Regions from separate parts of the Mus musculus genome. Here regions 2, 3, 4, 5, 6 and 7 are each linked to region 1. A link is a loop called in an ENCODE intact Hi-C map of the cell type or tissue named here. Cell type or tissue: heart. All regions are shown on one strand. Region 1 holds the start of Rae1 (ribonucleic acid export 1). Region 2 overlaps Gnas (GNAS (guanine nucleotide binding protein, alpha stimulating) complex locus). Region 3 overlaps Cstf1 (cleavage stimulation factor, 3' pre-RNA, subunit 1). Region 4 overlaps Gnas (GNAS (guanine nucleotide binding protein, alpha stimulating) complex locus). Region 5 overlaps Gm40011. Region 6 has its middle 31 kb from the start of Pck1. Region 7 has its middle 5.7 kb from the start of Fam209.

What was found. A loop is a pair of places that touch in the nucleus more often than their neighbours do. Peaks named below come from ENCODE experiments on the same cell type or tissue, not always from the same donor. Only the 100,000 strongest peaks of a DNase experiment are listed, where the experiment ranks them.
Region 2: it touches region 1 in a loop (4-fold over the local background); 2 of 42 quality-filtered maps call a loop at or near these places.
Region 3: it touches region 1 in a loop (2.9-fold over the local background); 6 of 42 quality-filtered maps call a loop at or near these places.
Region 4: a loop joins it to region 1, with 3 times the contacts of the local background. A loop is called at or near these places in 2 of 42 quality-filtered maps.
Region 5: it touches region 1 in a loop (6-fold over the local background); 37 of 42 quality-filtered maps call a loop at or near these places.
Region 6: a loop joins it to region 1, with 2.0 times the contacts of the local background. A loop is called at or near these places in 5 of 42 quality-filtered maps.
Region 7: it touches region 1 in a loop (4-fold over the local background); 18 of 42 quality-filtered maps call a loop at or near these places.

The regions. Positions count from the first base shown.
Region 1 is chr2:172,997,448-173,001,447 of GRCm38, reverse strand. Rae1 (ribonucleic acid export 1) reads right to left here and starts at 1,331. Exons shown (of 12, transcript NM_175112.5): 1 at 1,072-1,331. In heart, a CTCF peak has its summit at 1,677 (motif pointing left); a DNase peak (open chromatin) is centred at 1,347; H3K4me3 peaks cover 1,988 bases; H3K27ac peaks cover 1,942 bases.
Region 2 is chr2:174,339,214-174,343,213 of GRCm38, reverse strand. It overlaps Gnas (GNAS (guanine nucleotide binding protein, alpha stimulating) complex locus), which reads right to left. Exons shown (of 12, transcript NM_010309.4): 4 at 1,507-1,561; 5 at 1,285-1,404; 6 at 1-14. Among named protein-coding and RNA genes, the nearest start is that of Gm30189, 14 kb to the right of the region's middle. In heart, a CTCF peak has its summit at 1,594; DNase peaks (open chromatin) are centred at 23 and 3,313; H3K4me3 peaks cover 432 bases; H3K27ac peaks cover 847 bases.
Region 3 is chr2:172,376,931-172,380,930 of GRCm38, reverse strand. It overlaps Cstf1 (cleavage stimulation factor, 3' pre-RNA, subunit 1), which reads right to left. Exons shown (of 6, transcript NM_024199.2): 5 at 2,925-3,315; 6 at 1-571. The coding sequence ends at 312. Among named protein-coding and RNA genes, the nearest start is that of Cstf1, 7.9 kb to the right of the region's middle. In heart, a CTCF peak has its summit at 2,417 (motif pointing left); no DNase peak of the experiment used is centred here.
Region 4 is chr2:174,328,127-174,332,126 of GRCm38, reverse strand. All of the region lies in intron 1 of Gnas (GNAS (guanine nucleotide binding protein, alpha stimulating) complex locus), which reads right to left. Among named protein-coding and RNA genes, the nearest start is that of Gm30189, 2.7 kb to the right of the region's middle. In heart, CTCF peaks have their summits at 1,013, 1,259 (motif pointing left), 2,437 and 3,111; DNase peaks (open chromatin) are centred at 1,376, 2,186, 2,236, 2,956 and 1 weaker place; H3K4me3 peaks cover 4,000 bases; H3K27ac peaks cover 3,773 bases.
Region 5 is chr2:173,087,397-173,091,396 of GRCm38, reverse strand. The region is part of intron 2 of Gm40011; the gene reads right to left. Among named protein-coding and RNA genes, the nearest start is that of Gm40011, 6.6 kb to the right of the region's middle. RefSeq lists an enhancer at 2,530-4,000. In heart, CTCF peaks have their summits at 1,715 (motif pointing right) and 3,718; DNase peaks (open chromatin) are centred at 1,726 and 3,816; H3K4me3 peaks cover 2,320 bases; H3K27ac peaks cover 2,412 bases.
Region 6 is chr2:173,182,209-173,186,208 of GRCm38, reverse strand. No RefSeq gene overlaps it. Among named protein-coding and RNA genes, the nearest start is that of Pck1, 31 kb to the right of the region's middle. In heart, a CTCF peak has its summit at 1,888 (motif pointing right); a DNase peak (open chromatin) is centred at 2,028; H3K27me3 peaks cover 1,588 bases.
Region 7 is chr2:172,476,270-172,480,269 of GRCm38, reverse strand. No RefSeq gene overlaps it. Among named protein-coding and RNA genes, the nearest start is that of Fam209, 5.7 kb to the right of the region's middle. In heart, CTCF peaks have their summits at 2,041 and 2,252 (motif pointing left); no DNase peak of the experiment used is centred here; H3K4me3 peaks cover 1,091 bases; H3K27ac peaks cover 1,555 bases.

The DNA.
Region 1 (4,000 bases):
AAGGCAGGCGAGAACTCCAAAGTTGTCCTCTGCCCAGATGTGGACTGTGACACGCATGCATGGCCATACACACAACAGGCAGAGAAAGTTTAGGGTTAGTCAGGTGAGCTGGCACAGGTGATCTCTGCACTTGGGAGGCAGGGTCAGGAGGAGCAGGCCATCCCTGACTGTACAGAAATCTGAGGACAGCCTGGTCTACAAAAGAGCCCATTTAAAGAAAAGGATTTGCACGGTCTAACACTGAATGTAATTGACAACTGTGTCGTTGCCAAGGAAACCATCTGTGCACTGTGACTCCAGACTCCCATATGCTTTTGCCACATTTCAAGCTGTTACTAAAAAGCAAATTCTTAAAACCCAGACTTCCACCAAGTCAGCCACCTCTCCAAAAGCGAGGCTAAGGCCCGAGCAATCCACAGCCTAATGAGGGTCGCTTCCTTAAAATAACAAGGAAAGGGAAACTGCAAGGAACTGTGGGAGCGCATTTGACTCCTGCTGCCTTCGAGACAGCCACGATGTGTCAGAGCCACCATAAGGTGCACATTCACGTCTCAGAAGACGGCTCGGGAGACAACTCTCGGGGCTGAGGACTACAAGCCTGTCTGTACAGGGAGAGGGATGCACAGACACGCAGCCAGGGCTATGTTTCTCCGGAGCGTGAGTTAGTCTTGATTTTCACCGGAAAAACTAACTCCTCCATCCTGGAGTTAGGAAACGAAACGACCCCCAGTGTGTGCTGGGATCCGCACGCTCCTCTCCCGTGCAATTTACTTGAGGACTTAGTTTCAGATCACCATGCGCACGTGAGAAGAGCAAGGGCGTACCGGGTGCCCTGCAGCGGGGGTGAAGAGGCGGTCGGACCTCTGGCAGGCAGCGCAGCCATCTCTCCAGCTCCCGTAGCTCTCAGGGGCCTTTCTCCTGGCTGACTGGGTTAGCTCGGGCTGCTCCCAAGCGTCCGACCACGCCCGCCGGCTCGGCCGTGCCCCTCCCATCCGCGCACGCCGCGGTCCCCCACCGTCCCCTCACCCCCGTGGCCTGGGCGGTGTGCGCACGCGGAGAGGCCCGGCCTACCTAGCGGAGCGCACGGGGTCCGGCTGCAGAGAGGGGCTCGGTCTCCTCACGCGGGCCCGGGCTTCCCGGAGGGAGCGCGGCGGCCGCCTGAGGAACACGCACGCGGCGGGGCCCGAAGCCACGGACCTGCTCTGGCGCGGGGCAGAGGGGGCGCAGCCGGGAGACCCCAGACCGCCGAGTCGTCCGCCTCAAGCCGGTGGAAACTGCCCCGTTACCACAGAAGCACCGCGCACGCGCCACGAGCCACTTCCGGGACTGCCCGGAAAGCGTCAGAGCACGGCGTCCCGCCCCTCTCAAGGCGGGCGCACATGCGCAGAAGCCCTGCTGAGGGCGAGAGGAAGTGTTTATGCCAGCAGTTGTGCGTTTGTGGAAAGTCGGCCAGCGCAGTTGCCAGGCAACTAGTTGAGAGAGGGCGTTGTTTTCGCGTGTGTATCGTTATATTGATTGTTGTTTAAACGTCTAAAGATGATCGTGGAGCCGAAGAGATGGCTCAGCGGCCAAGAGCAGTGGCTTCTTGGGGAAGACCCAGATTCTATTCCCAACACCTACTGGACGGCTCACAGGTCCAAGAGAACCAACACCAGTTCTTGGAGAACTGACGCCCTCTTCTGGTCTCTGTGGTCATTGCACGCAGTGGTGCTTAAACTTCTTCAGGCAACATACTCATATACATGTAAAAACAAAAAACAAACAAACAAACAAACAAAAAAAGAGTTCCCCAGCTCAGATCTAGCACTGTCCTCTGAGAGGCTGCCTACTTGGAACATCCCGAGCGGTATGATAAGGGGAATGGTTCCTACTCCCTGAGATGTTTAAGATTTATTTCCGTGCATGGATGTTGTCCCTGTGTGTATGTATATGCACCACATGCTTGGGGAGGCATGAAAACTGTGTAGGAGCCCCTGGAACAGGAGTTACAGATAGTCGAACCATCATGTGGGTACTGGGAACCGAACCATGGCTCTCTTCAAGAGCAACAAGTACACTTAATTACTGAGCCCCATGTACTAATAGGTCAGTATTAAGCCTGTTTGAAACACAAAAGTCCTGCTCTATGAAACATTCCACATAGAGTGTTTAAGGTGTCAGATAAAATGACAACATAGTTAGCTAGATTCCAGAATGGGGGTTCCAATGAACCAATCAGGGAAAGCGGTTTTAGAGAGAGAGAAAGGACAAGTGTCAGTGAGGAAGAACAAAATGTGATTGGTCCCTACAAAATTAGTTTCCTTGTTGGGCAACTTGGCAGGCCTTCCAATCCCTGCACGCAGGAGGTAGAGGCAGGGGGTGGGGGGGGGCGTCTCTGTGAGTTCTAGGCCAATCAGAACTACACAGAAATGTTCTGTCTCCAAAACAATTTTTAAAAATGTAAGGCAGGAACAGGGTTACAGAACAATGGAATAAAAACTGGCCGCTGGTTACCTGTCTTAAGGGACCTCAGTACAACACAGAGGAAACAGGCCTGTCTAGGACACTTGGTGATCATCTACTTACTCCCATCCCCTGAGAAGTCAAATAACAAGGTTTAGTTAGCGTACATAGTGTTTGGTTTGTCGTCGTCGTGTTTATTCCTGTTGGGGCTCAGGGGAAGAGTTGGGTCCAGAGTAGAGGGCTCCTTTAGGTTGGTTTCACAGGGCATTGTTACTATGACCTTCCCAGGACCCGCCCAGACTGATTCCTCTGTCTCCCCAGCCTTGTGATCCCTGTCTAAAGAATTCATTAACTAGCCAGCACAGCACACCCTTAGTGAGGGCAGCTGACAGTGACCAAAGAGGCTTTACAGTAACGGCCACAACCATCAAGCAGCAAACAGCACAGTTCCCTTTAGGGCCATGGCCCTTGCAGCACTGCATTATAGTCCTGCGGGGTGTGCTGGATAGTTTTATGCCAACTTGACACAAGCTAAAGTCATCTGACAGGAGGGAACCTCAGTTAAGAAAATGCCTCCATAAGATTAGGCTGTGCGCAAGACAGTAAAGCAATTCCTTAATTAGTGATCAGTGGTGGAGGGCCCAACCCATGGTGGATGGGGCCATCCCTGGGTTCTATAAGAAAGCAGGCTGAGCAAGCCACAGAAAGCAAGCCAGTAAGCAGCATCCCACCATGGCCTCTGCATCAGCTCTTGCTCCAGGTTCCTGCCCTGACTTCCTTTGCTAATGACCTGTGATGTAGACGCCTAAGCAGAATAAACCCTTTCCTCCCCAGCGTGCTTTGCTTATGGTGTTAATCACGGCAGTGGCAACTGTAACTAAGACAGGTGGTGTTGCAGCCTATGCAGCCAGCTTCAGATAGTTATCAACCTCGCAGGCCACGGGGAGATCATGTCGGGCAGAAAGGTCATCTTTCCCCCCCAGCTTTAGCATTCGTTACCATCCACCCCCTCCATCCCCTTGTTTCACAGACTGCGGACTATGAACCGTGGGTCCTGCCCCAGTGTCCTCAGAGCCTGCCAGTTACTGAGAAAATACCGAGCGCGTGAGGCTGCTTATGTGTCCTGGGTCCTCATGACCTTCTCTCAAAGAGCTTTAGATCTGTGATGTGAAATGCAGACCCGATAGGTCTGGGGCAGGCTGGAGGAACCACATTTCTACCACCTTCTCAGCTAGGGTTCTTGGACCAAAGACCCCACCAATGAATTCCAGCAAGGCTGTTAATGTCAGAGAGCTTTTAAAAAAAACCTTCATGCCTGGGCTGCACTCAAAAGACTCAAATTTAGTAGGTCTTGGGTGGAACTCAGGAAATTATTCTTTCCTACTTTCCCAGAGAGTTCTGAGATACAGCCAGGAATCCCTTCTGTTCAGGAGATATAAGGGCCTGGCTGCAAGCTGCCTGTCACATCAGTACACCAAACACAGCAGCGCCCATTCTGGGACCCTCTCTAAACTGTATTATGCAGAAGTAGACTTTCCCTGAGTACTCCCACTTCATC
Region 2 (4,000 bases), 1.3 Mb before region 1:
TGCTCATAGAATTCCTGAAAGAGAACCCAGGAAAAACGTTGGCTGACAGACTGAGCTCAAACCAATCAGGGACCCCACCCCTGGAATTCTAAGGCCATCGCTCGCTATGTGAGTCCAAGTGTGAGCCCCCGGGTTAACCAGCGCTTGGAAAGAGCCTGCAGTTCTGTTAAACTCCCAGAAATCTATATAATGAATTAGCATGCTTTCATCTCTGGGGAGTGCTCACAGTCTTGGGTGGCTGCTTCTGTTAGTCTTGTGAGGGGTGGGAGCAAACCAAATGAGTAAACTCCCCCTAGAATTATGTGTACAGGAGGGATATGTACTACCCTGTGGGAGGGACATGGGCCAAGGTTAGAATATTGTCCAGATATCAGAGTAGCAGATGTCAATGACATCAGATGCATTGTGGGTAGGCTGCCATTTTGTCTCTGTGAATCATGGGAATCAGATGACTATAGAATCCATGCTGTGTTTCCCTGTTGGGAGGGTTGGTTTTTGTTGTTGCTGTTGCTGTTGTTCTTATTGTTTTAATCAACAGCTATTTTTTTTTTAATGTACCTGCCTGTACTAATTTTTCTCACAAGTTTGTAGCCAAAACCCATCTAAAAAACACAAACCCCACAAAAGCTTAAGAAGAGGCAGCAATGACTTCTTAACTTTAGACAAGTCTCTTCTTTTGGCTTTAAAAATCTTTGCTCCCCCCACGAAGGGTTAAAGTGTACATATGCTTGACGCAGGGCAGTTCTACCCTCTCTAAAAAAAGCTTTTAGAAAGCCAAGAGACCCTTGTCAAGAGGGTCAGGCTCCCGGCAAAGGGCTGATGAGAACAATTTTTTTCTTATAATGTTCCATTTTGTAATTTATGTTTAGATCTGAACATTGGAAGGTGCATATTTGTACTAGGCTGGATTAACTGGACAATTAGGACTTGTGTGCCATGTGTAACAAACATGTGGTTTTGTCTGTCCTCATGTGTATGAGGGGAATAATTGAGCTTGCCTTAGCTCAGGACCTCTCCTCCATAAAAAAAAACTCACTATCTGATAAATGGAGGACTAGGTTGAGGTCTAGAAAAGGTGATGGAACTTTGTTCATCCATTTTGGACAAAGCCCTAATCATGTCTTTATCATCCTTTAGTCTTAGGCATATGCCTGGAGTTAACTTATGCATTCACACGGCAGGTATGTGTCTGGTCACTCTGGCCTGATGCAAGTCTGGCCCTCGTGTTCCCACTGGGACTAAGGTGAGAGGGGCAGAGGAAACCAGGGTTAGGGTGGAGCTTACAGGTGGGAAGTCAAAGTTCGGCACGTTCATCACGCTCAGAATGTAGTCCACTCTGAACTGGTTCTCAGGGTTGGCCAGCTCCACAGGGGGCACCAGGTTGCTCATGGCGGCCACAATGGTCTGAAAACAGTTTAGCAAATTGGTCAGGCGTGGGGGTGGGGGGGGCAGCACCGTGGGGCGAGGGGCTTGCTAAAAGATAAGAGCAAGGAGCTAGACACATACTTCAATGGCCTCCTTCAGGTTGTTTTTGATGTCCTGCACTTTAGTGGCCTTCTCACTACAGTGGGATTGAAAGGAAAAAAAAAAGAAAATCATATTGCATCCTGCCCACCAGGGTGTTATCGTCATTGAGACACGTCAACTAAAAAGCATAGTATTCTGTTTTCCAAGGAATTGTGGGCTAGATCTATAGATTGAAGGCATCCAAATAAAAATAAATCATAATTTCCCAATCATGTCCTGAGGACAGGCCTGATAAGGCTGGGTTAGAGACATGGCATCGAGATCTTGATTAACTGGACCAGAAATTGCACCTGGTCTACTGTCCATTCCAACCACACCCTGCTGCTTCCTGCGTGGCTCTTGATTAGCACAGGGAGGGTTGTATGGAGGTAGGGTTAGTACATGCTGAACTTGGGATTCAGTAGTTTGTGAGACCCAGAGGTGACAAGTGTTTATTATTGATATTAGGGTTTTCCATTTCCATATTTGTAGATCTAATTATTTAAGTATCTATGCATCTGTCACCAGGGAGGGAAGATGTTGTTTGGGGTTCTGTGGCTCACAGCACTTTTGAACAGGCCCCCAGTTGTGGCTAGGAGTCCTGGGTCCCCACATTGTTGGTGGGCATTGGGTTCATGGATACTGGAGGAGGAGTTGGCTAGATGTTTGCTTATTTAAACCAGCCTCTGGGATAACTTCTGTGGCCTTTCTGGGATGATTTGTATGCAGTCAGAGTCAGCGATCCCACAGGTCACAGGTCACATCTTCTGGTTTTGGGGGTGGATGGTGTCCCCCCCAGAAGGAATGCTAATTTATGGAGGTTACAGTGGTTCAAAATGCTGTGTCTTTTAGGAGACAGCCTATATGCCAGGCACAGCCATAGAGAATCTCGAGCTTGTACTTAGGGGAGCAGCAAAGCCCCACTTCCCTGCTTGGAGCAGACTCCATTTTGTCTGAGCCTAATCTTCTGCATGGCCAATGGGGGATTAGAAGACCAGCATGCACTGCACCCTCAGGGTGAGGCCTGGTAGCACAGAACAGGGCATTGGAGAGGAACAGACCCTTTCTGATAAGGAAACTGAGGTAGAGGACTAGGTGGCAGTGACAGAGGTAGGGCAGAGGTGCTTTTACTGACATTAAATTGAAGTCACAAGATAGCGAAAGTTAAATCACGCCCCCTCCCCATGGAACAGGGTAGAAAATTAATTAGTAAAGTTGCAAGATGGGGACCAGAGGCTACTATAGCCAGGAGGGGTGGCAGGCAGGCCTCAGGTGGAGATCTGGGGGGCCATGTGCCTGACAGAGGTGTAGAGATCTTGGGGCATGTGGATACCTGCCAATAGGGTGGGGTTCTGGGGGGTCATGTGGATATCTGCCAATGGAGTGGGGGTCATGTGGATACCCACCAATGGGGTGGGGGTCTGGAGGATCATGTGGATATCTGCCAATGGAGTGGGGGTCTGGGGGTCATGTGGATACCCACCAATGGGGTGGGGGTCTGGAGGATCATGTGGATATCTGCCAATGGGGTGGAGGTCTGGGAGGCATGTGGATATCTGCCAATGGGGTGGGGTTCTGGGAGTCATGTGGATACCCACCAACGGGGTGAGGGCCTGGGGGTCATGTGGATATCTGCCAATGGGGTGGGGGTCTGAGGGATCATGTGGATATCTGCCAATGGGGTGGGGTCTGGGAGGCATGTAGATATCTGCTAATGGGGTGGGGTCTGGGAGGCATGTAGATCTCCTAATAGGGTAGGGGTCTGGGAGGCATGTGCATTCCTGCCAATGGGGTGGGGGTCTGGGGGTCATATGTATACCCACCAATGGGGTGGGAGTCCGTGAGGCCATGTGCATACCCACCAATAGGGTGGAGACTTGGGGGACATGGGGATACCTGCCAATAGAGTAGGGGTCTGGCATCATGTGGATACCCACCAAAGGGATGGGAATCTGGAGGTGCCCACCAATAGTGGTGATCTGGGGGTTTCTGGGGTACCCACCAAGAGTGGGGGTCTGGGGGTCATGTGCATGCCTGTAAGTTGGGTGGGGTTCTGGGGTCATGTGCATGCCTGCAAATTGGTTGGGGGTCTGAGGCCATGTGAGTGCCTGCCAATAGAGTGGGAATATGGGGGTCATGTTCATGCCCACCAATAGGACCACACCCAAAGAACCCATTCTTTCAACAAAGACTTATCATAGCTGATATTTGGGGCTTTCTTTCCATGCAGGCTTGTGTATTTTGGGAGGGGCCCTGTGTTCTGAATGATCTCACTATATATTTTTTATTGGTGTCCATCTCTTAGGTGAGGGCCTGCAAGGTTTAGAGGTTGGGGGTGTTCTCAACAGGAGGGAGGGGGCGAGAGCTCGGCTACCAGGATTTTGACATGGCCATGACAGTGGGAAAATCAGAGCCCAACCCCTGCAAGCTGCCTCTAGCTCCACACTGTAATTAGAGCAAGCCCACCACTCAGAACAGGAAAAGAAGGCAAGAG
Region 3 (4,000 bases), 620 kb after region 1:
GACAACGCAGGAAGTGACAAGTGTGATCCCGAGGCCACACGCCGTCCTTCTCCAGGAATGAGAGCTGAAGGCTGTGCCAAGTCCTGCACTCACTAAGCTGGTGGAGACCACATGGAAATCACTGTAATAGGACTTTTCCCACCACGCGTCTACGTCAAGGTCAAAAAACAAGCTTCCACACACAGATCCAAGGCAGGAGCCAGGCGGCCACACCCCCGCCACAGATGGTGCAAGCTGCTCACTTCCGCAGCCGGTGAGGACACAGGGAGGAGGGCAGAGTCCTGAGACAAGAACCCTAGGATGGGGCCAGTTCAGTCAGTGGTGGACCTCCGGTACCAGAACCGAGCTCGGAAGTCATCGCTGCACGTCATGAAGCCAGGGTTGGTGGGGGAGTGCACTATGCAGCGCACGATGTTGTTGTGGCCCAGGGACAGCAGGTTCCTGCGCTCAGCTGTCCTGGAGTCCCAGCAGCACAGGCTGATGGTCCTTTCGTCCGGCAGCAAAATATAGTCCTCAGTGTGGTTGAACACTGCCTGTGTCCGGTGCACTTGCCGTCCGCTCAGACCTGCGCCTGTCACACGAACCAACACGTTAGCCTGATGATGTGAGGTCGCCTCAGACCCCCACACTGCTCTAGCGCTGTGCCCACACTGACTCCCCCAGACCCACCACCCAAGGCCTGTTTGTTCACTCTGGTCACTCGCAGGTGGTCTGTGACACAGCACCTCTCTCCAACAGTGGTCAAACCCACAGTGCTAGGCCTTGTCTGCCTTCCCTAATGATCCTTTTGCTGCTGGGCACACAGCTTGTAGCCACTGAACAATGTTGGGTAAAATCTTTTGTACGCACCTTTATCTCCTCAGGATAAACTCCTACCATTCAGACTTACTGGGACAAACCATATGAACACTCACCTTTCAAAAGGAAACTTTATCATTTCATGACTATGAATAGCTGGTTCATGTTTAAAGCAATGCATAAAAGATTAAGACAGCCAGGGCATTTCATGATGGCCTCCCAAATACCCACATACTGCACACGCACTTCCAGTTGCAGAAACCAGAAGTCACACGCCACTTTCACTGAGAGCATGCGTGCATGAGATCTGTAAGAACACGGCTATGGAGGAAAGACATATCCTTCATAGTTAGCGGGGTAGATGGCCTACTATAAGCCTGCCCTTTCTCACCTCTCTAGTGTCTACTCTCTCTGGTGCTGAGAATGAAAACAAGTGACAAACGAGTCTCAGCACACAGCGCTAAGGAGATGCTACCAGGAGAGGTTATCTGAAAGGCTGCGTGTAGTGATGGGGGCAGGGCAGAGCTACTCAATGCTCTGTAGTAGACGCTGGCTTCTGCAGTGAACTGTGAGTATATTCCTAAGTTCCAGTGACTCTCAGTCATGCCGACACCGCCATTCTGTGTGCACGGACAGACTTACCAGCCACATATTTAAATGTTTGACCTGACAATTACCTTTCTGAACTATTTACCAAATGACTTAGCAGTAAAATGGGCTGACTTTTTCAAACTTTCACCAATAAAACAACAGTCCCTTGAGTTGTAGACAGTTTGATGAGCCAAGAAAGACACCACCAGTTCTCTTTTCAGAGTTCAGAGTTTATGGCTGCTCATTTTATAACCAACTGTCCCCTTCAATTCCCTTGCAAAATACTGCACATTTTGATTTTTCCCCTTGTAAATTCTGGCTCACCTTTTTTCCACCCACAGCCCATTTACTGACTAAGACCACTGACCTGTGTACCATGAACTCAGCACATCTAACATCTTCTTCAGTTTCCCTTTCTGTCGCCATTGCAAGAACACTCTGCTTTCTAAGTATATCTTAAAACCAGATGGGAGCTGGGAGTGGTGGCAGCCCATCCCAGCACTCAGGAGGCAGAGGCAGGCGGATTTCTGAGTTTGAGGTCAGCCTGGTCTACAGAGTGAGTTCCAGGACAGCCAGGGCTACACAGAGAAACCCTGTCTCGAAACAAACAAACAAACAAACAAACAAAAAAAAACAAAAACAAAGACAAAAAAAACCAAACCAAACCAAACCAAACCAAAAACAGCTGGGAAACCCTTACTCCCTGACTGTCAGGGAGCTGACTTAGGAATTAGGGAATAAGGAACGTGTCTATATATTCCTTTGAAGAAAAACAAAAACAAAAACTCCAATGCCCTACTAAAATAAGCACCCTAAGCTCCTGGTAGCACTTCGGAACATGTCTGTCTGGGTGCACTGTCCCCTGGGAAGCAAGGGCTGTCACTTGTAAACCGAAAGCTTTCTCATTCACTCTGAACACTTCTGCATGCCAGGAGCACCTGGTTCTAAGACATCACATAAAGTCACAGAAGTGGCCCTTTAAGCAGTAACTAGCTCGTGCCACACAGAGGAACTGTGCTGCACCCTAGTGGCCTGGGTGCCACCAGCTCTTCCATGTCCCTGTCCAGAGGCTAACTCAGCTCCTTGCAATACGGGTCTCCTGCGAGCTCTGAATCTGTGTTTAATGCGAGTCGCACTCACCTCACAAGAGGAACCAGTGGAACCACCACAGAGGTTTTCTAGCCCAACACCACTCTTAGCTGCTAGGGAACAGAATAGAGCTCAGCAGTAGACACCACTCACTGTACCCAGACCTGAGCTGTCGACTGCGCTGGGCAAATCCAAACATAATCACCATAAAGAGCGCCTGGGCACAACCACTCCCTACAAACTAAAGCTAACAGGAACTAAAGGGGAACTGAGCTTGTCTTCCTGTCTGAGGGTCTACTTCACATACGGACACTGGGATCTCTTCTGAGGCCATCTGCGCTGACCTAGGGATGGGCCAGAGCCTTCTCTGAATCCCTTTCCTCCAGTGCCTCATTCCTGCTCAGCACTGCGATCCCCGGGAGACCCCAGCAGCGCCTCTCACGCACCTGTGTACCTCACCAGCGTCCGCCCTGTGGAAATCTCCCAGAGTTTCGCTACAGAGTCTTTTCCACTTGAGAGGATGTACTTGGAATTCTTGGAGAAAATGGCAGAGCAGACTTCTGCCCCATCGTGAGCCTTCTCAAAGGTTGTGATGCAGCGGTTGGAGACGCCATCCCACAGCTTGATGCAGCCGTCCTTGCTGCCAGTGACGTACATGTTGGCACTAGGATTATAGTTAACGGAGCAGATGGCATCGGTGTGCTGGTCTTGGGGATTGCAGGAGACAAAACACTGGAAGGTGTTGATGTCATACAGGCGAAGCGTGGGATGCTGAGTTCCCACCAGGATGAAGTCTCCAGAAGGGTGGAAAGAGATGGAACGCAACATTTCGGCTTCCTGAGGACAGAGGCACAGGGTCAGTCACCTGCACTTGACCGAGCTGCAGGGGACAGAGGGACAAAAGCACTTTCTGGGACACAGAAAACTGGTTCTTTCTAGAACTAGTTACTGATCACATAGTCCTAAACCCAGACAGGAACTGTACTTGCAAATGAGCATGGGATGGAATCAGTGGACCCCTACAAATGGATTAAAGCAGCTGATGAAAGAGCCTCCCTAATCTGCTCTAGGGATTTCTAAGGGAAACCCAGGCGATGAAGGTCAGAGCAGTTTAGGAAACCTGAGATTTTGGCAACAGACTCAGCAGGGGACCAGATGCTTTTCTCAGGCGATCAACACTCTAACTGTGAACCCTGAGAGCATGGCATTTACTGGAAAAACCTGTTTCTAGTGGTGGCTCACCTTTAGCACACGCCTGTAATCCCTCTGGCTGGAATAAAAACAAACCCTTAGTACACACCTTTAATCTCAAACAATGACAGAAAATTTATTTTGTAGAAGGAAGCACTCATGTTAGAAAGTGCTGTCTGAGTGGCAAAGTGACGAATCAGAGATGACATGTGCCCAGTTCTCCCGAGAAGAGAGAGGAAAGGGAAGCTGCTTGAGGGGCAGTGACAGAAAGAGAGAGGGGGAGGGGGAGGGGGAGGGGGAGGGAGAGGGAGAGGGAGAGGGAGAGGGAGAG
Region 4 (4,000 bases), 1.3 Mb before region 1:
AACACCAACAGGATTATTTTCACTTATTAACAATTTTCTGCTTTACTCAATGTGGCCCAGGGAGAACAAAGACTTGACCCCATCCAAAAAGATCAAACCAAACGCCACCGCGAATTAACACAGCCTTCTACATTTTATTTTTGATAATCGAACTATTTTGTTGAAAAGTGACCCTGTTCCCAGTGAATTCACAAATTTATTCAGATAGCCAAAATACTGAGACGTGGAAAGTTTCCATTCTAATTAGTGTTGTGTGATGTTTCTGTGGTCATTTCAACAATTTTCGTGTGTGTCTGTGTGCTTTTGCTGCCCCCACCCCAGTACTTTAAAAAAAGTAAGGAGAGACATCCTTTTAGCTTGGGATTCCCCCCTCCTTTTTATCTTTCTTTTTTCTTTTCTTTCTTTCTTTTATTTTTTTTTTTGCCAAGGAGGAAAAGCCGCAGTGAAAAAAAAGAGAAGAAAAACCAAACAAGCAAATGTCACTTGCCAAACAACTAATTACTGTCTTTTCATCAGCTGCCACCCCAGAGTCTTCTCAGAGCGCTGAGTCCCCCCTCCCACCTTGAAAAGGACAAAAATTTTAAAAACGCCATTTCGAAACTAAGAAGCCATTTACAGACAAATGTCATTTTCCAGTTTTATCTTATTTATGAGTCTGTTTAAAACAGGATTTTATTTTTTACTTGTGTCTCCACTCCCAAAGAGGCCGAGTAACAGGAAAACCTGTGTGTTAATTGTTGGCTGCACGGGAGGGGGCACAGTTGGGGGGTCAGCTGCTACCATTTAATGCTCCTCTTTGCTTTTCAAAAAAGCCTGTAAGTCTAGAAGGGGGGGGGGGGAAGGTCACATTGTAAAATGACGTGTCATTTGGCTTCACTGGGCACTTTGCGTACTTTTTTTTTAATTTTAATTTTAATTTTTTGATCTTATTCGATTTGATTCTTCTTCTCTTCCTTCCACGGCCTGGCCTAGCTCAGGACACGTCTGCTCCGCGCACAGTCAGTCGGTCCTGCCCGAATCGCCCCGAGTCGCGCCCAGAGTCCGCCACGCTCCCTCCTCCCTGGCCCCCCCCACTTCGGCGCCACGACTTGCCCGCGCCCCCTCCCCCCTCTGCACCACCTTTACCGCCCCGTCCTTTCCGAGGGGCTGATGTCACCCGCCCCCCCACCCCGGCGGCTACTTCCCTCGCCAGAGTCTCCCGGCCGAGGTCCCCGAGTCCCCCCTAGTGGCCTTGGCCTCTCTTTGGGCCCCCTCCCAACAAATCGCACACCCCAGTGAGGCGGGTCCCCCTCCCTGGGCCCGCCGGCCCGTTTCCTGTCCCTAGCCCTACTCTGTCGCAGTCCGAGGGGCCCTGTGAGCCTCCCCTCCCCCTCCCGACACGCACCCTGGCCCCTGGCACTAAGTAGGCCTCGCGAGGACGCGAAGCCAGGGACGGGGGGGAGTGTGGCCAACTGAGGGGACGAGACCGAACGAGGGGGTCCCACGCCCAATTTGCAGCCCCCGCCCGGCCGAATTCCGCCCCGGGGTCCCCTTGACGGCCTCGCCCCCTGCACGCGCGCGGCCCAGCGGGCCGGAGGGCCTGGGAGCGAGCGCTAGAGCGCCGGGGAGGGGGGCGGGCTCGGCGCGCGCGGCCTTGCGGGTCGCCCCGCGGCACTCCCGGGCCGGGCCCGCTCCCCCCCGGGCCGCCCTTACCCAGCAGCAGCAGGCGGTGCGTGGCCCGGTAGACCTGCTTGTCCTTCTGCAGCTGCTTCTCGATCTTTTTGTTGGCCTCGCGCTGCGCCTTCTCCTCGTTGCGCTGGTCCTCGGTCTTACTGTTGCCGAGGCAGCCCATGGCGGCGGCGGGGCGCGGCCGGGCTGCGGGGCGGCGGGGACGGGGCGGGCGGCCTCGGGCGGGCCGGGAAAGCGGGGAACGCGGGGAGGGTGGCGGCTCGGACTAAGGCAAGCGCGCGGCTCTCCGCCCCTCGCTCCGGGGCCGAGGCGGAGCAGAGCAGGAGCCGCGGGAGCTGCTGCCGCCGCCGCCGCCGCCGCCGCTCTTATTGCCTCGGCCCGGGCCCGCCGCCCCGACCCAAAAGCGCCGCGGCGGGCGGGGGAGCGGGGGGAGGCGGAGGCGACGGCGGCGAGGGGGGTGGGAAGAAGAGGAGGAGGAGGAGGGCCGCGGCTGGGAGGGCGGGCGCGGGCGCCGGGAGGCGGTGCCCAGAGGCCGGGCAGGGGTCCCAGCACCCACGTCCGGCTCGGGCCGGCTCCACGGAGGGGTCGCCCCCTCGCCCCACCCGCAGTTCGGGGCCGGGGCCTGGCCGTGCGGCGGGGGGAAAAGGGGGCGGCCCCGCGGTGGTGACGACCCCTCACACGATGCCAGCGCTCCACCCCCGGGCCGGGCGGCCCCCGATCCCCCTCCTCCTGCAGCAGCAGGGCGGGCAGGCGCCGCCAAGGGGCCGGGGTGGGCGGAAAGGGAGGGAGTGCGGGCCCGGACTTAGGAAAATTTCGAAAAGGAGAGAGAGAGAGAGAGAGGGAGACACTGAGAGAGCCAGAAAGCAGGGAGCTTGGAGAAAAGCTAGGAGAGCACTAAGCATAGGACAGAGCAACCAAAAAGGAAAATGTGTCCACACACAAGCACTAATAAAGATCCACACTACACAGCAATGGTGGTGGAAGGTGGTGGTGGTGGATGTGTTGGTGGTGTTGGTGGTGGTGGTCGATGGCGATGTAGATGATGATGGTGGAGGGGTGGGGGGGAGGCTGACTAGATGAGCCGCTCGTCGCGCCCCCGGCGCCCGGTGCCCCTGGCCCGGGATCGCCCACGGCCTCTGCGCTTGGCGCGACCACTCAGGAAGGAGAAGAAGGCGCAGCCCAGGAACACTCTGAAGCAGCAGGTCGCCCCGAACACGAAGCCGCAGCCGCGGCCCTGCTCTGTGCGCCTCTGTAGCAGGAAGTTAAGCACCCATGAGGGGCTGCGAACCGAGAACACCAGGAACACCACGAGGGGCATGTGCGCGCTGAGTGCGCCTGCCTTGGCAGGCCCAGGCCGCCACACGACGCCCCCCACGCGGGGAGGCGCGTAGTAGGCATCATCTTCTTCATCAGTGTCACTGTCCCATTCGGCCCAGGCCCTACTCGCGCCCCCGGTGGCGGCGCCCTCTCCGAACCCGGCGGCGCCCTGCGCGGCGCCCTCGTCTTCGCCTGCGGCGGTGGCGGCGGCGCCCTCGGGGCCTCGGGCCTCTGGCGGAGCTTCTGGCACATTCTTCTTCTTCTTCTTCTTCAACATCTTCTCCAACTTCTTCCTCTCTTTCTCTCTCTTCTTCTCCTCCTTTCTCCTCTGCTCCAGCAGCTTCTTCTCCATCTTCTTGCGCTCTTTGTCGGTCAGCAACTTTGCGGGCGGCACATCGCGCCCGGCGTTCACGAGGACCCTGACGGACTTCGGGGGCTTCGCGGGGATCCCGTTCTTCTGCGAAGCGAACGGTTCTGCCAGCACCGCAGCCGCCACGGCAGCTTCGGCAGCCACTTCGGCGGCAGCCGCGGCTGTCTTCCTCTCGCTCTCGGCCGCTCGGGCTTTGAGCTTCATGGCCATCTTCAGCATGGTGCCCCGGCCACCTCGGGGTGCTTGGTTCGCGCCTGGCTCGGGCGGTCTGCTTGCCCCCGGCCTCGGGCTTCCCGGCTCCTGTGCGCCCCGTGTCGGGGGGCTCAGCTGCAGTCTCCGCTGTGCTGTCTTGGGGTCACCGAGTGCGGCTTCCCGGGCTTCGTAGGGGGCTGATGGACTGGCTGCCTAAGAGTTAGCGTCAAATAGGATGAGCAAACAAAAAAAGCGAGAACAAACAAACAAACAAACAAACAAAAAAAACACCCAACAACAGCAAGAAACCGAAAAGCAAGCAAGAAATAAGAACTGCCCAACAACTCAAAAAGGGGGGAAGAGAGTCTAGAAAAGACAAAAAAAATAAAAAAAATAACACAAGAGAAAGGAAAGTGCAAAGGTGCAGATGACAAGAGTTTGCTATTACCCTTA
Region 5 (4,000 bases), 90 kb before region 1:
CGGTTGGGTTAGGCACTCTGTGTCGACCTCTGACCTCCACACTCGTGCACGTGCAGAGGCATGCACACACAAGGTGTCACCTCTGTGTAGTGAGAAATTCAGAGGACCTGGTGCCCTGTGTTCTGTGGGTGGAAACATCTAGGCGGTGTTTTGGGAAGGCACATTTCCCCAGAACATTCAAGTGAAATGCCAACGTGGTTCCACAGCTCGCTGCTGGGCTCCCAACCAAACTGGGACTGGGGTTTCTGAGAGAGTCGTGTATGCCCACACTGAAGCAAGACCCCATCAGTGGGCGAGGAGAAAAATAGAATGTGGACCATATGTGCAACGGCTCACTATGCAGCCCTGAAAGAGCAAGTGCTCTCCAGCCTAGGTGAACACTGAGCTCTGCTGGGCGGTGTGGTGGGAGCTCCCAGGGGAGTCAGCATCCTTGGGAAGGACAGGAGAACAGAGGGCAGCAGGGGCGGGAGCACAGAGGAATAGCGTTTAATGAGGACATTGCAACACCCATTGAACCGTTATTCAGCATGAAGACTTAGAAAGGCCATGAAGGCTACTCAACAGTGCGACACTCTGAACACCTCTAAACTAACTGTATATTTAGCCATTGTGGGGCCAGCAATATGGGTCAGCAGGTAAAAGGTGCTTGCTGCCAAGCCTTAATGACTTGAGTTCAATCCCCAGGAGAGAACTGAAGCCATCCTGACACTTGTCCTCTGAGCCCACATGCATACCTTGACACACATGAGTGCTATACGTGCACACAAATCATTGTAGTTTTAAAGAAGTACCATGGGAGCTGGAGAGGTGGCTCAGAGGTTAAGAGCACTGGCTTCTCTTCCAGCGATTCCAAGTTCAATTCCCAGCAACCACCTGGTGGCTTACAACCATCTGGAATGCGATCCAATGCCCTCTTCTGGTGCGTCTGAAGACATACATTAAATAAATAGATCTTTTGAAAAGAAGAAGTACCACAGTGGGAGCTCTTCTGTGCACTTCACAGCACTTTAACACTCTTAGTTTAAGAACAAATGAGGCTGGAGAGGTGGCTCAGTGGTTATAGAGCACTGTTGGCCCATGCAGAGGACCTAGGTCCAGCTCCCAGCAGGCACACAGCAGCTCACAACTGTTAGTAACTCCAGTTGCAGGGCATCTGACGCCCTCTTCTTGCCTCCGGGGACAGTGTACGCACACATACATGTAGGCAAAACACTCACACATGAAATAAAAATAAGCCTTTTTAAAGAGCATGCAAGGGAAAGAACATGTTCTTAGGATGCTAACCTAAGAGGCTGGGGCGAGGCCGTCCCTCAGTCAGGAAAGTGGTTGTCTAGCATGAAGCCCTGTGTTTGATCCCAGCACAGAATAAACTGCATGCAGTGGTGCAGGGTTTGTAATCCCAGCATTGGGGAGACAAGAGGCTTGGGAGTTCACAGTCATTCTTAGCTACATAGTGAGTTCAAAGCCAACTTGGACTATATGAGACCTTGTCTCAAAATAAAAAAAAAAAAAAAAAAAAAAAAAAAAAAGCAAGCCTCGTAGGTCTCTAAAGAGCAGTCAAAAATCTCCTTATAAGCAGACTTTTGGATCGGACAGCAAAGTTTGGCTGGAATGTTGACTCTGTTCTATGACAAACCCCATCCAGGAGGAGAGCGCAGCACACAGTTGCTGAAGGGTGGCAGATTCCAATGCACTGGGCTCTAACACAGCTGCAGTGCATCTAGTGCCCACCAGAGGGCAGGCGTCAACTTCTCAAACACTGGTACTGGTGATTCAAGGCACTTCCATAAACACACAAAGTCCGGACTCAATCTTGGCAGCTTACCTTGTGTTGTACCCGAGGAGAATTTGTTGATGAGGGTGGCAGGTTAGGGGAGCTACCTGGGAAGGACTTCCTTTAGAGACTTGGAGATTCACCTCTGCCCCAGCTCACGCCTGTTTTGCCAGGAGACAGTATATCCCCTTGTAACTTAGGTTGATGACAGCATTCTCCTACAAAGACCGTTAAAACGAGAGAGAGAGAGAGAGAGAGAGAGAGAGAGAGAGAGAGAGAGAGAGAGAGAGAGAGAGAGAGAGAGAGAGAGACCAACAGAAAGCATGCTTTACATCGTGATAACCTCTACAGCTGACATCGAGGTCCATTGGTGGCATCCATGTCATGATGGCTCACTTTTGGAAAGTGGCAAGAACAGGTTTTTTCCTAGGTCTGGTCTCCCGAATGAACGCTCATCTCTTCTGATGCCCATGACAGGCCTCAGGCTGGTCCTATCAGTGGTCCTGGTTTTGTCTCTAAGGCAAGTGAAACATACCGACGACAGCGAATGACTTGGAGTGTGGTGCTCATCTCCGCTCACACTCCCTCGCCCCAGCCTTTCGTAGAAGTTGATTTGTAGTGAGTACCTGGTGTGAGATGCTCACACCAGCCGCCCCACATTCCCAAGGCATGGCTGTCATAAACACGGTCACCACCAATCATCTCTGCAACCTGCACAACCTAGTGTTTCAAATGGTGTGCCTGCCTCTGCTTCCACCCTGAGCAGAGGACAGAACAGGAGGCCCGCTGTGCTGGACACCACAGAAAGTGCCACAAAAGTCTCCTGTGGCCAGGAGATGTCATACAAACAGCTCTGGTAAAATAGCTCTCTTGGGGGCTGGAGAGATGTCTCCATTGTTTAGAGCATTGCCTGTTCTTCCAGAGAACCCAGGTTCAATTCCAAGCATCCACATAGCAGCTCACAACTGCCTCCGGTTCCGAGGGATCTGAGGCCCTCCTCCGACTTCCACAGGCACCAGGCACACGAATAGTGAATAGATACCCAGGCAAGCAAAATACACACATAAAATAAAAATAAATCTAAAAAAAATTTTTTTAAATATTTCTCTTAGAGGCAACTGAGCTTAGAGGGTGGCCTGCTGTACTCATCATTTCTGGTTAATGGCTGCAAGCGTGCAGAGCAATCCAAACGTGATTAAGATTTCTCAAACAGTGATTCTATTCTAAGGCCTGAACTGTGAAAAGGAGTAATGTAGACCTGGGAGTGGGGGTAGCTCAGTGGTAGAGAGCATGCCTGCTTAGCTTAGCTTATGCTGGTCCCATCCCCAGCACCCGTGACAATAAGAACCAGAGGCAGAAACATTGAGAGGAGCCAAGGCCTTTCCTGGGGGCTCCTGGACCCTTGAACCTCTTGCTGGGTGGAAAGGCCCTTCCCCAAATGGAGGCTGTGTCTTTGAATATTCAGCGTGTGTCTGTGAATATTGACAACATGGAGGTTAAAGATATCTACCAGATGGAAAAAGACTATGTAGTCAGATAATTTGTCTATTATCTGTCTAGGAGAGAGAGAGACAGAGAGAGAGAGACAGAGAGAGAGAGAGACAGAGAAGAAACAGACAGTCAGAGACAGACAGACAGACAGACAGACATAATAAATTAGTCTATGGTCTTGGAGTATTTGAACTTTTTCTGTCTCCAGTGTTCTAATTTCAGATGAAGTACACACTAACTTTGGCAACATAAATGTGGCATGTCCCCCTCTTCTCCCCACACTGCCCTGCAGCCTCATCTTCACCCTCACCCCACCCCTGTCTGGTCACCTGCCAGGCTCTGGTGGACATGCATATTGTGTTAGCTTTGCCGTTCCCAGGGCTGGCTGGAGCTCAGGGGTGACGGTGTCTTGATTCTCTCTGGCTGCTCAGCATCCCCAGGCTTCCCCAGCAGCGGCAGCAGAGCCCTGTCAGCAGCAGCTCACTCACCAGAGCCCGTTCATTCATAGTGCCGAGACTCCTGAGATTTCTAAATTTGGTCAGTGTTCAGGGCCGTGCAGGGTGCCAAGCGCTCGCTGCAAGCTAAAAATACCAGCCAGGTCTGGGGTGGAAGCCGCACGCAGTACGGTTGGACGACAGTGAGGGGATCTCAGGAATGCAGACAAAGTGTCCTGTTCTCTTCCACAGCCTGGTCTGTCTAGATGGCATCGACACTGTGGAATGACCAGCCCCGGCC
Region 6 (4,000 bases), 180 kb before region 1:
TTATCCCGCAGTTGCTGACACCATCCGACTCCTACAGGCACCAGTGCACCCTCCGTGCCTATGTGTGAAGAGCTGTCTATCTCAAGAGCACAGGGATGTTGAACTACTGGCCAGAGGTAACACAGCCTGCAAAGAGCAAGGATTCATGACCCCTGTGGGTAGGAGAAAGCCCCTTGTACTGTGGAAATACCTCCGGGATGCGGGGGAGGGACAAAGATGAAGTTTGGACCCCAACCGAGAGTGGTGATTTGCCTGTGGGGTCCCAGGGCACACATCCAGCCCACAATCCTTCAAGCTATCCGAAAATATGCATGAGTAATATTCCAGGTACACGGAGGACAGATATCGGGACACCTCAGCTTCAGAGGTTAGGCCTTCCTATCTCCTAGTCTCTGTGCCTCAGTCTTCAAATCTGTTAAATGGGGCCATCACCTTCCTCCCTCTGGGGGTTGTTTTTAGGACCAGGTGAGAAAATGTCTAGCCAGGTGACTGGCCATATTCATCCTTCGAATGATCTGCTGTCACCACTCATATCACTAAACTTTACCTAGGACTAGCAGGGAGCCTCCTTCCTCCTCTGCCGTCCCTCTTTACCGTCTCACACCTGGTGTGAGTGGGACGGTCCCTCCAGCAGGACTCAGGAGGCCCTGGTGAGTGCTTGATGTCCTCCAGTCAGTTTGTGCTCTGAGCTGTGACACCCTGAACTACTCCAGTACAACATGTCACACACCACATGTCACACACCAGACCTAGCCACGTCCAGCCATGAGTCACATGGCCAGAGAGAGCCCCGCCCCTCAACCAGAGCTTTCCCAAGTGGGAAGTGACTGACAAGGTCCTTGGACACTCAGCAAACGTGCAACTCAATTTGTTGTTCCCCTCCCCAGGCCTCAGTTTCCCCATCTGGAAAATGGAAAGCATAAATGAACCCCGGGGGTCCTCGGAAGTGGCTGTAAGCAGTTGAGATGCCGTGGTCCCCGTATCAGCAGCTCCTTTACAGTTAGTCTCATTGGATGGGTAGGTCCATCCAATGAGACAATCACTTCCTGTCCCATATCGCCTCGTCCACAAGTGACAAGAGCAGACAGGTGACTGTGAAGTTGCTCCAGTCTCCCAGACAACAACGGGGATGTGGTCTCTGTGCTCTGAAGTCCTCTGAGTGGGAGAACAGGACAGGTGGCCAGGGAGCCTCCACTGAGAAGCACAGCCCATTGGAAGCACAGCAGACGCCACCCTGGGGCTGAGGTGCCCCATGGGTGGATCTGCTCTGTCCTGGCTACTACGTGCCTACCTCCAGCAGGCAGGACCACGAGTTAGGGAGCCCCTGGGGCAAGCTAAGGACAGTGACTGTCCTGAGTTGCCACCTTTGTGGACAGAAGCAGCCCGGTAGTGTGATATCTGTCCCCTGTCCCACTCCCTGTCCTCTTGGTGAGGTCTGTGGTCATCCAGTCTTCCTCAGTGGAGGGAGAACAAGGGGAGAAGATGTCGGGAAGCTCACCTGGCTCCTGGTCACGCCCTGTCTGGTGGCATCTCGAAAGCACTCTCAGCCCACCAGGAGAAATCTCGGCTGACAGAGAGGGAGAAACCCCATCTTGAAGTGCGTGGGAGCCCAGCAGTTTCCTGACTCTGTGGGCTGCGAATCACTTTTTACATTAGAAAGTATCTGGGTGTGTGGAGAAAAGTCTGGAAGGAAATCGGAGAGTGTGGGAAGAAAGGCTGGTACTGGGCATGAAACTCCAGCCCCTGGGTTTCTTAGGGTCCCTTGGCTTTCAGTGTCATCTGAGGATCACCTGTGCTAACTGGGAAGTGTGCGTGAATGTCTTTTGCGCCCTCCTGGGACACTGACACACCTGGACAGAGGTCTGGTCCGGAGCGTCCATGGCTGAGATTTCGGCCACCAGGTGGCACCCTTGATCTATTTTTAAACAGATGATTCAAAATTCGGACTTGGCTAACAGGTGGGCAAAGGGCCGGACTAGCCCAGGAGCCAGGCCAGGAGGGTTCCCAACGTCCCTCTGAGAGCCCTCTGTGGAGCAAGGGCAGTTGCTCTGCTGTGAGATCTGCCTGATGTGAGCCTTGAAGTGAGCTTTGTCTCATGTCCCTGCCCCTGCAGAGGTTACCAGCAGGGGTCTGTCTGTGCCACAAGACCACCATGGGGCTGGCACCCTGCTGTGCTTCCTTTCCTCAAACTCTAGGTCAACTCTACAGCCCAGACCCACCCCACTGTGTGTGTGTGTGTGTGTGTGTGTGTGTGTGTACATGCCACAGTATCTGGAGACCAGAGAACAACTTGGAGTTAGTTTATTCAGGTTGTCCATCTCTCCCAACCCCCCAAGACAGGCTTTCTCTGTGTAGCCCTGGCTGTCCTGGAACTCACTCTGTAGACCAAGCTGCCCTCGAACTCAGAGATCCTAGCTTCCTCTGCCTCCTGAGTGCTGGAATTAAAGGGGTGACCACTCTGCCCTCTGGTTGTCAGGCCTGACAAAGAGGTACCTTTACCTGCTAAGCCATCTCACCAGCCGGAGACCTCACTCTCTCATGATACCCTCTCTGTTTCTGGCTGACCAGACCCCAGTGGCCTGTGCCCTCCTCCTGGCTTCTTTCCACCTTCAGCCCCAGCCACACCCAGGCCCCTCAGCCTCTCCCAAGCTCTCCTGCACAAGGCTCTTTGCAGAAATGTCGCCTGCTCTTTTTCCTCAGTTTCCTCTGGCCCATCTCTCAGGCTCCATGTGCTATGCTGGCTGGTGGGTCCTGAATAACCCTCTTCCCATGCATCCGTCCTGTAAGCATCCATCTATTGGTTTAGCGCGTTCCAATGCCAAGAGCAGCCACCCCGCCGGTGGTCGCTCGGGAGTTACTAAAAGAATGAAGTTCACCGGTGACCCTGCTATCCAGTGGATCCGGAAACCTGGACACCTTGACCCCAGGCCTCTCTCTCTTCCACATGTTCCTCCTGTTCTCCAGGATCCATGCCCTTCCTTCAGAAAGTCCTAGGTGACATCTTGGCTCAACTCGGGCAGTGACCTCTCCTCTGGGTACTCTTCCTTCCTGCCCTCAACCTCCCACCATGAGGCCAGGCCTCCATTGTCCTTCGTCCATTAAGATGTCCTAGCTCTTCCCTGAGTCAGCATGGACCTGCCCATGGGTACCGGCCACATGGTCAGCATGGGGACCTGCCACACGGTCACCCACAGGTCCATTCCGAAGCTGTAGCTTTCCACCTTTGTCAGCATTCTTCTGGGCTAGGCAGGAACCACAGTCCTCAGATTCCAGGACATCAGCATCTGTCCCAGCCCACGCTATAGCCCTGCCCAGCAGGGGGCCTGGGCTCCCCCAACACCACCAGAGTTCCTAATTGCAGGCGCCATCTGACCTACCTGAGCCTGGGGTGAGTTGAGGGACAAAGAAGGGGCTGTTCTGGCCTTGACCTTCATAGGGAGGCCGTTACTTAAGAGTAAGCGAAGGGCCCCTGGTCCACCGTGCACCAGAGCTGCCTGGGAAACCCAAGTCCTCCGCTAGGGCCATGTAAACGTCCTAAGCAAACGTCCTCTCTCTGTGTGTGCCTGGCTTCATGTTGGTGCTGACAAACAGAGAGTTGTGGAACGGTATCATCTGCTGGGCAGGAAGTTAGTGTGCAGAGATTGCTGAGCTGGGTCTGCTGGGTCTGCCCACCTTGGAGCGGGGAAGCATGCAGTAGTGGCTTCGCTGGCCATGCTCTGCTGTGCTTTCTGCTTGCCAGGAGCCCCTTTGAACTCCCCCTCTTGGTTCTTTCGTCTCTATTGGGGTTCCCATCCACCTGGTTTCGGGCCTCAGTAGAAGGACCAGGTGAGACTTTGCTCCTAGCCAGTCCCTTTGTCTCTGTGAGTCTCCAGAGCGAAGTCCATTCCCTTAGCTCGGGGTCTTTGTCTTCTTGGGGAAGCAAGTCCAGTTTTACTCTTGTCCCAGCAGGGATGGGTCTCCCCACTTCCTTCGCATCCCCTGCACCCACTGCGATCCCTGG
Region 7 (4,000 bases), 520 kb after region 1:
TGAGAGAGGGTGACTCTGGAGTGACAAGATCACCTGAAGTGGCTTGGGGGTTGAGAGGGTCCAAGCAGGAACCCCCAGTCCCAGGCCTCCTGGAGTTCAAAGCTCTCTGCAGACCCAATGCCTCTCCCCTTGCCTTGATTTGAGTGGGCATTGTCAGGGTGCTTAGGTGACCTTGTAGGAAGAAATGGGGCGTTCAGATGCTTCAAGGCCACCAGCCCTGAGCCCCATTGGTGTATCAGGTCCTGCCAGGGAGCTTAGTGTCCTGTTTGCAGCAGCAGAGCCCTGGTCTCCAGGCTCTGTCCGACCCATCTGCTCTTCCACACTCCCTGCCCCTCTTCTAGGTAAGTCTCTCCAGTTTTCACTTGACCCGTGACACCCCAGGGAATTTAAGTCCCAAGGGCCCAGTGCCAGTCACCATTCCTTCTGCTCATGCTTCCTCCATGGGGTCTGGGGACAGAAGTGAGTCAATCTCTTGGAATATGACACTTGTGTCTTTATTTCCAGGTCAACCATTCCAGAAAAGCTGGAGAAGGGAGCAGATAGGATCATGGTTCCTGTCTGTGGATAAGGAGCCCAGAGTCCGCAGCTATCTAGCTCACTGTTGCGGGTGGGGGGTGGGGGGTGGGGGTGCCGGGAGCAGTTATTCACTGCAATGGGACAAAGGACATCAAGGAGCCAGCCTGGGCCAGCTGAAGCAGGGGTGGGCTCAGAGACAGTTGCAAACATTAAGACACCGGCTTTCTTTCTTTTTTTTTTTAAAGGGGCTACTTGGCCCTTCCTCTCTTCTTTTTTTTTTTTTAATATTTTATTTATTATATGTAAATACACTGTAGCTGTCTTCAGACACTCCAGAAGAGGGAGTCAGATCTCATTACAGATGGTTGTGAGCCACCATGTGGTTGCTGGGATTTGAACTCTGGACCTTTGGAAGAGCAGTCGGGTGCTCTTACCCACTGAGCCATCTCACTAGCCCCCGGCTTTGTTTTTTTTAATTTAATTTTAAAAATTTAATTTTAAAAAAAGATTTATTTATTTTATGTACACGAGTACACAGTTGCTAACCTCAGATGCACCAGAAAAGCCATCGGATCCCATTGCAGATGGTTGTGAGCCCTCAGGTGGTTGCTGGGAATTGAACTCAGGACCTCTGGAAGAGTGGCCAGTCTCAAACGCTGGATCGTGCAGTCTCTCCAGCCCTTAATTTAAATTTTAAACTAATTTTTTGTTGGTTTTGTTAGGGCTGGAACCCAGGACCTCAAACGCGTTAGGCGAGAATTCTTACCACCGAGCTACACTGTCAGCTGAGAATTCATGTGTGTGTGTGTGTGTGTGTGTGTGTGTGTATGTGTACTGAGCCCAGAGTCTGAGGACTGCCAGGCAAGTTCTATACACTCAGCTTCTTGCAGGTTTTCTCTCTCTCTTTCTCTCTCTCTCTCTTGGTTTTTTTTTTTGGGGGGGGGGGGAGACAGGGTTTCTCTGTATAGCCCTGGCTGTCCTGGAACTCACTTTGTAGACCAGGCTGGCCTCGAACTCAGAAATCTGCCTTCCTCTGCCTCCCAAGTGCCGGGATTAAAGGCATGCACCACCACGCCCAGCTTGGATTTTCTCTTTTTTAACCCCAGGCAGCGGCACCCGGGACCTCACCTCAGAGTGACCACTTAGCCCTTCCGTATTTACTTACGGCCTCTCTTTCCCACCAGCGGAATGCCAGCCTTCTGTAGGTGTTTTGTCTTCTCTTCTGTCTTGTTCACATCATCTAAAACAGCAGTATATCTGTTGAGCCCATGAGCAAATACAGGTTGTTAATAAACTATGGAAGCCTGGCTTGCGGTATGCCTGTAACCCCTGCTCTTGTTTAGGCAGAGGCAGGAGATTCAGAGTTCAAGGCCATCCTCAGCTACACAGCCAGCTTGAGATCTTCTATCTCCATCAAAGGTGGAAGCCAGGGGTAGTGACCCACACCTGATTCTACCATTCAGGAGTCTGAGGCAGGAGGATCACACACAGGTCCAGGGGTCATCTGAACTACAAAGTGAGTTCTAGTCCAGCCTGTTTCAGGCCTTGTCTCAAAACAAAATAAAGCCAAGAGGTCTACACTGTTCAATGCCGGCTTCTATGTTAACTGACAGTGAGCTTCACTTTGCATATGACAAGATTGTAAGTGAAAGCCCCCCCCCCCCAGTATTCCAGCTCAGGCTTTGGAAACTGCATTCTTGTTCCAATGGGCTTTGTCTGCCACCTAGTGGCCATATAAGGATCTTCATGCTTCATACACTGGCTCTAAAGGAACTTTGCTGTGTCGAGCAAATCTGTCTTCAGACATGCAACCCCATGCTTGATTAGACAACTATTCATATATTCCTGGTGATAGTGCAGACAGGCACACTACCTCTAGAGGTAATGTGGAAATGTCTGTCAGAGTTCCCTCTCTCAAGAGGCTGCCTGGAGGTTCACACTCAACCAACCCGGACACGTACGAGGTGTTTGTGGTTACAAATGATTGGAAACTCCCTGAGATTCCCTATAGATGGGTGTGGTGGGACATTCAGAGGCACCTGCACATACATGGTCTGTCCTGAAGCCGGAGGGAAAACCAAGATGTGTTCTTAGGAAGGCTGTGAAGAAAGAGAAACTGCAGGCACACTTGCCTTCCTGTGAGAAGGCAGGCACACGGATCAGAGCAAAAGGCACAGGACAAAAAATAGACTGTAGAGACTGGCTGTCCTTAGGGCTATTCTGGGAAGCAGTGGGGAGAAAGAGAGGAGGAGGGAGAGGGAGAGAGTGGGAGGAGGGAGGGGAGGAGAGAGGGAGGGGGAGGGGAGGAGAGAGGGAGAAAGAGTGGGGGAGGGAGAAGGGGAGGGGGAGGAGAGAGGGAGAGGGAAAGAGGGGGAGGGGGAGAGAGGGAGCGGAGTGGGGGAGAGAGGGAGATAGAAAGAGGGGACCATCTTCCCAAACTAGGTGCCCCTCCATTATTGCAAGGCAGGGTAAAGGGGTGGAGTTACATCTTAGGCACTCAGCTCTCCTGGTGGTCAGAACATCCCAGCCCACCCACAGACAATCCCTGGTCCCTTTGGGTTCCCTCGGGGTTCTGGAGCTGGGGGCTATGGACTTTTTGAGGATCCAAGACACACTTCTGGCTACAAGCCCCAGCCTCTCCACATTGGCTGTAGACGGAATAGGAGAGCAGGAAGTCTAGTGAGATGCCTGGTTGCACACAGGGGAGAGACGATGACAGAGCAGAGCGTGCCGATGCTGAGGTATGGAAGGGCTTCCTGCTAACTCCTGGAAGGCCTCGCTGGGGCTGCTGCTGACACGGGAGACCAGAATGGCAACAGGGCTATTGATGTCAGCTGGGGAGACATCAGATGTCAGCTGGGGGAAGGGCAGTTCAAAGGTCCTAAGATAGGGATGAGCTGGGCCAGCTTAGCCAGGAGGAGACTGGCCTCATAGGCTACAGCAGCGAGGTAGGAGTGGAAGTGGCCGTGGATGTGGCCCGGGAGATGGTGCCACAGATTACTGGTACAAAAGAACACAGGGTTCTACCAACCAATATTGGGTTAATGTCAATTTTCTGGTTTGCTGCTGTGCTTTAAGTCACCCACAGGATAAATGAAGGGCGTTGGGGGTGGGGGGCTTGCCTCTTGGTAACTTTCTGCTAATCTAAGTTTTCTTTCTTTCTTTCTTTCTTTCTTTCTTTCTTTCTTTCTTTCTTTCTTTCTTTCTCTCTCTCTCTCCCTCTCTTTCTTTCTTTCTTTCTTTTAAGCTGGGAGCTCATAATATCCTAGGCTGGCCTTGACCTTCCTATATGGATGAAGCTCCGATCCTCTTGTCTCCTCAGGCATGAACCACCACACCCCAGTTTATGCAGCATGGGATCTAACCTAGCATCACACACACAAGGCAGATGCTCGAGCTGCACACCCGGCTCTGGGATCTGCCATTTTCAGAATAAGGCGCAGACTGCTGCGGGTCAAGGGCTCCTTTGGGTGAGATGTGTGAT